2 separate regions of the Mus musculus genome follow, and region 2 is linked to region 1. A link is a loop called in an ENCODE intact Hi-C map of the cell type or tissue named here. Cell type or tissue: heart. All regions are shown on one strand.

Region 1 (5,000 bases):
TTAGAGCACGCTGTGACTAGTGACTGCTGTCACATCTGCAGGACACTTGAATTCTGAGGGCAGATTTGTCTCTATGGGTTCATCACCCACTTGAGTGTGAACACCACTTCACAGACAAGACTTGGGGGTTAGTGTCTCTACTTCTGCTGTAAATCAGTTTACAGAGAAGAGGTAACTATGTATCTGATGCCAACAAAATCATTGTACTTGGCTTCTCCTGGTTTTACTTTAACAGATGAACTGGGTTTCAGGTGGTGGGGATCGAACCCCTGAGTCGTGTGCCTGCTGTGTAAGGGCGCTACTTCTGAATTACATCTACAGTTCCCAAATTACAATTTCCGACAGTATGCTTAAGCATTTCACTGATTTAAAAAGAGTGAAAACCCGCTTTTCCCAGAGGGTTGTACTTTTTTACATAACCGTTTAAGCACATCAGTATAAATATCCCGATATTTAAAAGAGAAAGTTTGCCTACCGGGTTTTTATCAGGATGTAACTTCAGTGCTAATTTCTTAAAGGCTTGTCTTATTTCTCTACTGCTTGCAGTTTTCGACACTCCAAGTAAACTGTAAAAATTCTGATCTGTGCCCACCACAACGACCACGTACAGTATCAGAAGACAGAGACTGATCCTCTTCAAGTCTCTGATAAAGTCATCTTTGTTTAACCAGACTCCCATTCTCTTTCTTATGAAAGTTCTGACTTATGTGAACATTAAGATACAATGCTGGGTCCGGTGGTTAAAATAGACACACGTGAGAATCTCTGTCCACATAACTTCAAGGGTCAATCAAGCATCTCGGGAACACAGCTCAGAAATGTTAACCTAAAGAGAGCAAACCAGGCAGTTAAAATACTTTTCAGACTTAACATTTATAGCATGATTTGTCAAGCGACACAGCCAGTAATACAGTTTCCACACTGAAGGTCACATCCCTGTGAATAGCTTTGAACCCCTATTCTCCAGGACCCTCCCTTGCCCCTGTATTCAGGTAGGCATGTTTGTAAAATCACTGATAGCAGGAAAAAGGTAATGAGTAGTAGTAGCTAGCTAGCTTTCAAGAAAAACACAGGCACACATATGCGAGAGAAAGAGAGAGAGAGAGAGAGAGAGAGAGAGAGAGAGAGAGATGGGGGAGGGAGGGAGGGACAGAGACAGAGATACTGAGAGAGACAGGGACAGAGACACAAAGGCTCTGGTCAATATGATGCTACCAGGATAAGACTCAGCAGTATTTCTTTTCTCTCCCAGCACGCTGCCCTTTCTAATACCTCCTCCCTTTCAGCTCCTTCCACGCCTGGAAAGCTTATCAAGTTCCTTTTTTAAATCTAATCTCATTTGTAGAGAATGCCTTCGAGGGAAAAACAAGGAAGCATGAAGCTTTTCCAAGAGGGTTGTACTTTTTTACATAACCGTTTAAGAACATCAGTATAAAAATAGATAACTTAAAAAAGCAGGCCACACAAGTTCTCTAAAGTGTTAGCACCAAGAGAAGATATTTTATAATAATTGCAAATCAATGCAATTTCACTGTAAAGCTCCTGTCTGGAGTAAAAACTAGGAAAACAAAGAGCACCAGGCATTGCTTGAGGGTAAAACCCTAACATTTAACCTTACAGCTAAACTAGTCCTCTTTAATATCTTCAAATGCTTTGGGGGAAAAAAAAAAGATCTAACTTCCCTAACCTCCTCAGTTTCAGCTCTCTTCCCTTAAGTCCGGATATGTTTCTAAGTATTTCTCCTTACCTGGGAACAGGCCTCACCTCACGTCTAACTCCCTTTTTTCACCCGCCTCCCCTAATAGCCCTTTGTAAAATATACTGACAGTAAAACAGAAATACCCAGACTGACAACCATCAGGAAGGAAAACAAATGAAGAACAAATCTCAACAAAGGCGACTTTGGGATAAGGTGTCCCTCGGCTTAGGGTGGGTTCAGGCAAAGCCTGGGAATAACTGAACAGCCTGGGGCCAGTGAGGCTGCAGGTAAACGCAGTGTTAATGAGGGATGCTGCCACCGCTCCAGAGCGGGATCGGGGAGAGGCGAAAGACAGAGGGTACGGGGCTGGCAAGGGTGCGCCTTGAGGTCCCAGGTCGGACCAGGGAGAGAGACCCCGAGTTAGAAAGTGCGAGCAGAAGGGGGCTCGCAGAGGTGGGGTGGAGGGGGCCGTGAAAACCCGGCGCAATGGGGGCACCGAGGCGGTGGGATGGGTCTGGCGTCCTCCCTCCCTGATGCCCCCGCAGTGCGTGGAGCCCGGCCCGCGCCCACCTCGGCGTCCTCAGCTACTGCCCCATCCTCAGGTCGCCGAGCTCCGGACCCGGCAGGACCGGACGCTGCCTGCGAACGCGCGCAGCAGCAATTCTGCCGCTCCCGTCGCGCCGGCGGGGCGGGGCCTGGCGCGGGGCATTGTGGGAAAGGCGTGGGCGAAGGCCGACGGGTGGCCAGCAGGGAGGGACGGGTGGGACCGCCGAGGCTGACGTGGCCTTCTGTGTGGCTGCGGCGGTGGCTGCGGGTCCCGCTCCTAGCCAGAGATAGGGAAGCATCCCGCAGCGCGGCCCACAGGCATCTTGCGGCCGTAGTCAACCGCTGGCGGAAGGAAGGGTGTGAAGCCCGCCTTTTCCGGTCCCGTTGCCAGGGCGACGGGAAAACCCGGGTGGAGAGATCCGGCTCTCTGGAGGTTTGGTTAAAGGGTGGGTATCCTTGAAAGGGCAGATTTGGCAGAAAGTGGAGAACTTGTCTGAATTGACCCCGTTGCCAGGGACCGGACAGAATAATTAAAGTTTTCTAGAAATAAAATTGTTTACAACTTTTATGTATCAACAAATATGAAGCGTTCTACAGGATTTCTGGATTTGTGAATCTGCCTTCTGATCCTCTCCTTTACTGGATTTGTTACAGAAACTGCAGTGTTTGAGTCATGACACTTTGACCGTTGAAGTAGACACATTAAAGTCCCTGAAAGAGGAAGTGATGGAAGCTGGTGGTAGTGATTTGAAATAAGTAGAAATTGATAGTGAGTCTTTGGGTAGTTAACCAGATGTCAGTTAATAATTTTATGGCTGTAGGACCTGTTGCTAAACCAACATATTGTAGGAAAGAAGCGGAAGTATAACGAACAAAGGCAGAAATATCAGAAAGAGCCTGAAGTAGCAGCTGTTAACCTGTACCAGGAACTGGCCGAAGTACACACGCGTTAACTCAGCCCTAAAATATTCTCGGGAGATACAGCTGATTATCATACACATGTCAAAATGGAAAATAAATGGGTAACTAAAAATTGAGGAAAATAAGATTAACACTTAAACAACCTAGTTCATTATGCCACGGTGATCCAAAACTCCTTAGAAAAAAATCTAAAAGCAAAACAGAGAACTGAAGAATCAAGTGGAAACTAATAGGTTTTTGTTACCATAGTGAATACATTTCAACTTATATTTTTAGATGGTAAGGAAGCTTCTTAAAGCTTTATTGTAAAGGACTGGAGTTGCATCTTACATAGTTTGCAACTCCTGAAGGGAGGATTCAAAGGAGATGCTTAGGAAAGGAAAAGCAGAGAAAACACAGACACACAGGCAGCATGCCACAAGTAATTTAAAGCAGTGTGTAAAACATTTTCTCTTCTCTGGGATATGTACTGGTGGGTAACAAGAGCAAAGACTTTCTGCTCCTAATAAATTGGATGATAGAGGGACACATTAGCCTGTTAGTTATTCAAATATATCTGTAATTAGGAAGGAAAAAATATGAAACACAGATCACAGTAAGACCAAAAGGTAGAAACGACCATCCAACAGCTTTCAGCTCATTTTAAGAGGTTTTATGGCTCAGTGGTTAAGATTACTGGCTGCTCTTCCAGAAGACAGAGTTCAATTCCCAACACCCACATGGCAGCCCACAACTATCTGTAACAGCAGTTCCAGAGGCTCTGGCACTCTTGCACAGACATGTAGGCAGAACACCAATGTGCATAAAAATAAACAAATCTTTAAAAATAAACTTAAAAGTCCTCCCCCTTTTCAATGGGAAGCTGAAGAAGAGTTTTAAGTGATGAAATGTTTTATGTAAGGATGACTTTGCTTAATTTGAAATGATCTTAAAGTTACAAGGAATTAAATGTTGTAGTACAAAAAAATTGTTTTTCTCAAAAGTTTGGGAGTAAGTTGACTTCTCCCATGACCCCCCCCACCCCCCAAAACTAGTGTGTGTTTTTTTCACAGATGGGATGCTTTCTTTTAAAAGTACAACCTTCGAATATGGGAAGTTTCTGTGAACACATTATCAGTGTCTAGTCCACAAATGTCAGATTCCGGTTTTTCCAATTATCAGTAAGACTTCCCAGTATGAGGATCTAGTAAGGAGCTATTTTTCTTTTTTTCTGTTTAGCACAATCGTGTTTTAGACTTCCTTAATGAGAAATGTTTATCCAGTTTTCCCAGATTTCAAGGTCTTAAACTTGTATAGAATTCAGGCCAGTTGTGTTATAGATACTATAGATAGATCCTATTTTTATGTGACTGAGGATTCTTCATGATTTGATTTAGTTGTGTTCATTTGACAGACATGTAACAAATGGCATTGTATTCTCACTGTCTTATCTGATGGTCTCAAATTTTTGTTTCTCCCATTGTTGGTAGTGGTAAATAACTTGAATAGGAGGATTTTTGTGATTTTTTTCCATGTAAGTTACATTTTACTTTTAATAAGATGTCCTTTGTAGGGAGCTACTTGGAGAAATAAATTCTTCTTGTTAAGCTTTCGATTTATTTATTGTATTTTTGTGGATTCATAGATTCCTGTTTTATAAAATTGATCAAACCTGTTACTCTCTTTTACTTAGAAATTTAAGTAGTTTTATATCTGGCCAGTTGAAACTCTTAAAAAATTTTTTTTGTGCCATCTTGCCAATCTTACCATTCTCTAAGCTTAGATGCTTTTGTACACAGTAGGATTTTCTAGGGTCATTCTGGGCTCTTCCTGCTTTGGTACTGACAGGAGCTGT
Region 2 (5,000 bases), 320 kb before region 1:
GATAGCTAACATTCAGTAAGGACTTCATAATCCACCAGCATCTTATGATACAAAACCTTTGTAAAGTGGTAACGAAGACTTGCATGTCTACTGATGAACACTTCATTTTCTGGCTTAGGGAGTAAGCCTTTGTATGATTTATTGTATTCAGAGAAGTCTGATGTCTGGTATGAGAGTTATGTGGTTTTTACTAACTATTGCTTAACTTCTAAATAGCCTAAATACTTGTTTTCTGATATTCAAAAGCTTTTAATAGCATACCCTTCCTCTTTTTTTCCATTATTAATGCAGATCTGGATACTAACAGTTTAAGTTTAAAAAGAGGGATGAAAAAACAAAATAACTCAGAAGAATAAAACAAGTATCAAAAAAGCTGTAAGGCTGGATGGTGGTGGCCTTTAATTCCAGCACTCGTGAGAAAGAGGCAGGCAGGTCTCTAAGTTCGAGGTCAGCTGGTCAACAAAGTGAGTTCCAGTCAGCCAGGGGCTATATATATAGAGAAACCCTGTCTTGAAACTCCCATCCTCACCCCTCCCTCCCCCTCGGGGGAAAAATGTATACACACACACAAACACACACACACACTAAGGTGTAAAAAGAAAATTGTAATTCTTTTGTAAAGCACTAGTTATGTTACATAGTGCTACTACGTATCTCAAAAGAAAGTTAAACAGGGCATTGTGATGCATGCCTTTAATACCAGCACTAGGGAGGCAGAGGCAGGCGGATTTCTGAGTTCGAGGCCAGCCTGGTCTACAGAGTGAGTTCCAGGACAGCCAGGGCTATACAGAGAAACCCTGTCTCAAAAAAAAAAAAAAAAGTAAGTTAAACTCAAACCAGAAGTCTCAACAAAAGCATATTCTAAATAGATATTTAGAAAAGACCTGTAACAAAATACAAAGGTTTTGGTAACATCACAACTATCATCTACAAGAGGGGTAGGAAAACTGTGACAACTGTAAGAGTTATCAAGGTGTGGTGAGATGGTTCAATGGGTCAAAGTCCTTGCCATTAAGCCTAAATTCAGTCCCAGGACACACAACACATCCATACACTTGCACATTATATAACAATCTAATTAGGTCAAGAAAAAACTCAGCTACCTAAATACACCGTGATAAAGTAGGAAGCCAGACTGCCACTAACCATTCCTTCATGACTAAACATAAAGGCTTAATGATTGCTGCATCCTGCACGTCTGAAATTCCACTTCTCAATCTCTGCCCCTAAATGTTAATTCCTTCACTGACTTCCTCAGAGAGGAGTGCCTGGGTGAGGTGCCAAGAGGATGTCAGACCAGCAGACACCTAAAACACGTGCAACATGTGACTCTGAACAGTTAATATCAGACAAAGTCAGAGCCTAAGCTAGGCAATATACAAGAATGTGTTCACATTTCTTACACCTGAAAATATGCTCTCCAAAATGTCACTGTTGGACAGAAAAACTGGAACTGCCCTGATCTCTAAATAATATGAAAAAAAAAATCAGAAAACAAGTTTTAATGCAACAGTGTATCTACATTATTAGCATTATTGGTTCAGTTTTTATGATAAACAAAATCAAGTTATGTCATTCTTTTTTCCCTTTTTGGTTTGGTTTTAATACAAGTTTTCTCGGTATAATCCTGGCTGTCCTGAAACTCACTTTGTAGACCAGGCTGTCCTCGAACTCAGAAATCCCACCTGCCTCTGCCTCCCAAGTGCTGGGATTAAAGGCGTGCGCCACCACTGCCCGGCTGCAACTCTATTCTTAAAACAACTTTTTACCCAAAACGTGGCAAGCATTACATGCCTTTTGAATCTACAAAGTTAGTTCTACACAATAAATACAATGCTTACTCTCTTTACCAAGCTTAGAGAGTTATAAACTAATAATACTACGATACGTCTAGGAAACTGTAGACAGGTTTTGTTTGTTTTCTGTTGTAGAATATGACCATTGTCACTACTCACAAAACTCAGCGGGAGTGGAGAATCAACATGTTAATTGGTTTGTTTTTTCTCCAAATACGGCATATTCGGAACGTTTCCCCAACAAATAATGGGGATAATTCTTTAGAATCAGCAGTCGTCCAATAGAGTCAAGTTCCAAAGTAAAAGGCGGGGGAGCCGGGCGAGCCAGGTTGGTTCTGGGTCATGCATTCATATACAAATTTCTTTTGTGACATTAAGATCCGACCTAGAAACCTAGGTGGCCCAGCGGCAACCGGTTACTACAGCGACCAGTGGCTCACCGCCCATCCTCGTGCATGCTTTCGGGGTACGGGGCAGGTGACCACAGTGCAGCCGGGCGCCGTGCCGGGTTCCCGGGTACCACCGCCCAGATGTCACCGGCCACAGCGCTCCCCGCTCCCTCCGTGGCGTGTGACACCTCCGGGTCAACAGCGCGCTGGCTGTGCCGCCGGGAAAGCCGCGGTCCACTCACCCAACGTGGGCGCCTGGGGATCCACCGCAAACGCTGCCATCGCAACGGCCGCTCCTACTCCAGCAATGAGCTTCCCAGTTTTCAAAAATGGCGGAAACTCTTATCACCGTAAGAGCCGCTCAGCCTTATGGGTTGCGCAACTTCCGGTCATGCTCTCTGCGGAGGCTGAGGGCGCTTCAGCCATTTTGGAAGAGGGCAACCTTCTTTACCATGTCTGGGATGCTAAGGAAGATTTTATGAGGATACCGAGAGCAATGTGAGACGTCTGCTTCTAAGACTAGTAAACCACAGTGGTGGCACACGCCTTTAATCCCGGCACTTGGGAGGCAGAGGCAAGCGGATTTCTGAGTTCCAGGCCAGCCTGGTCTACAGAGTGAGTTCCAGGACAGCCAGGGCTATACAGAGAAACCTTGTCTAGAAAAACCAAATTTAAAAAAAAAAAAAAAAAAAAAGAAGAAAAAGATCTTGGAAAGCCTCCTAATATGTTGTTGTTAATGCTTCATAAAGATTCCTTTGCTCTCTTGATAATTAGTGAGATTTTTGCATCAACTTCCCTAGCACCTATTAAAGTACATTTAATGAAACTATATATTCCTTTCTTTCAACTTGATTCCTGCACTTGATATAAGCCTTTTTTTCTCAAAATATGTTTTCCATCATCATTTCTTGTAGCTTTTTTTGTTTGTTTGTTTTTTTGGTTTTTTTTTTTTTTTGAGACAGGGTTTCTCTGCATCACCTGGTTGTCCTGGAGCTCACTCTGTACACCAGGCTGGCCTTGAACTCAGAAATCCTCCTGCCTCTGCCTCCCAAGTGCTGAGATTAAAGGCATGTGTCACCACTGCCCATGTTAATGATAAGGAAAGCCCTGGAGCCACAGGCATCCTGCCCATGGCATCTGTGTGCTCTCCTCTTCACTCTGCTACCTCTCCTTAGAGTATGTATATTCATGTGCTTATGTGTGTGTTAACATACATTTAGTTTTGGCTGGGCAGTGGGGCACACGCCTTTAATTCCAGCACTTGGATGGCAGAGGAAGGCAGATCAAAGAGTTCAAAGCCAGCCAGGTCTACAGGGGTGTTCCAGGACAGCCAGGGTTACACAGAGAATTCTATCTAAAATAAAAATAAAAATGCAAAAGCCAACAGCCTTGAGCCTGATACTGTGTTAAATTTGTGAGTCACTACAAAGAAGTCAGGTATGAATCATTAGACAGACTTGACCGCTCTTAGGAGAGTGTCATTACAGACTGAGAGACAGCGGTTTCTTCCTGTACAGGCAATACAACAACGCCATGGGGTTAGAGCTGGCTGTCACGTCTTCACAATGATTCCAATATTAAATGACAGATTCCTAGAATTCAATTTTATTTTGTTTGGTTTGGTTCAGTTGAGACCTGTTTTCCCTGCATAGTCCTGGCTGTCCTGGAAGTCACTTTATAAAATAGGCTGGCCTCCATGACTCTGCCTCCAGAGTGCTGGAATTAAAGGTGTGCACCACCACCCACCCACCCAGAATTAAAATCTGAAAACCACTTACATGTTCAGTTTACCTTTTTTAAAAAGGGTGTGCTGAATGCAATGCTGTACAACTTTAATTCCTGCTCTCAGGAGGCAGAGGCAAGTGGATCTCTGCAAGTTCAAAGTCATCGTGGTCTGTATATAGTGAGTTCCAGGAGAGCAAAAGCTATACAGACTCTGCCCCTTCCCCCCCCACACACACACACACAAAAGAATAAATAAATATAAATTTTAAAATAAGTGTGTGTTCTACATATCAAAAGATGCATGCCTTGATCTTGTACATATAAATCAGTGTTTACTCAGCAATGGTCTTTACAGAGACAAAAGCACATGATTTGTGCTGGATCACCAACTAATTGGTAACTTAAAGCATCGAAAAAAAAAAAAACCACATTTTTTTGAAGCCAGAAATCCAGACTATGTTTTAAAGGGCTCCTATCAAGGCAGCAATAGGCCTGGTTTCTTTGGAGATACAAGAGGAGTATGGGTTTCCTTCCACCTTCTAAAGACTATACTTGTCATTTGGCTGCTAGCATCACTCTGTCCAGTCAAAGCCAGAGGCATTGCATTTCCTTCCTCTCCCCTCCCCTCCCTCCCTCCCTCCCTCCCTCCCTCCCTCTCTCTCTCTCTCTCTCTCTCTCTCTCTCTCTCTCTCTCTGACACTTCTTCTTAAAGTTTCTATTATTATGTGACTAACACTACCATAGTGACTCATGTCCCTCTGCCTCCTGTCTAATGGTTCTTAGGGCTCACTCTCAACTCAAATAACCCATTTAGGGAACTAAGTCAATAATCACATCTGTTAAACACTTGTGGATGTTTTGGAGAAGACGGACCATTATCTTTTCTTTCTTACTTTCACTTATCTGTACATATATGAAAAAATTAATTATAAGTTAAAACACTCTTAGAGATTTTTGTTGGTTGGTTGGTTTGGTTTTGGGATTTTGGCTTTTAGAGACAAGGTTTCTCTGTGTAGCCTGGACTGTGCTGGAACTCACTCTGTAAACCAAGCTGGCCTCCAACTCAGAGATCTGCCTGCCTCTGCCTCTG

Evidence for each region. A loop is a pair of places that touch in the nucleus more often than their neighbours do. Peaks named below come from ENCODE experiments on the same cell type or tissue, not always from the same donor. Only the 100,000 strongest peaks of a DNase experiment are listed, where the experiment ranks them.
Region 2: it touches region 1 in a loop (2.3-fold over the local background); 5 of 42 quality-filtered maps call a loop at or near these places.

Annotation. Positions count from the first base shown.
Region 1 is chr2:80,313,075-80,318,074 of GRCm38, reverse strand. It overlaps Dnajc10 (DnaJ heat shock protein family (Hsp40) member C10), which reads right to left and starts at 2,609. Exons shown (of 23, transcript NM_024181.2): 1 at 2,270-2,609; 2 at 476-826. The coding sequence starts at 679. In heart, a CTCF peak has its summit at 2,502; a DNase peak (open chromatin) is centred at 2,544; H3K4me3 peaks cover 2,133 bases; H3K27ac peaks cover 1,632 bases.
Region 2 is chr2:80,636,360-80,641,359 of GRCm38, reverse strand. Nup35 (nucleoporin 35) reads right to left here and starts at 2,548. Exons shown (of 9, transcript NM_027091.4): 1 at 2,428-2,548. The coding sequence starts at 2,467. In heart, no CTCF peak of the experiment used is centred here; a DNase peak (open chromatin) is centred at 2,589; H3K4me3 peaks cover 1,873 bases; H3K27ac peaks cover 997 bases.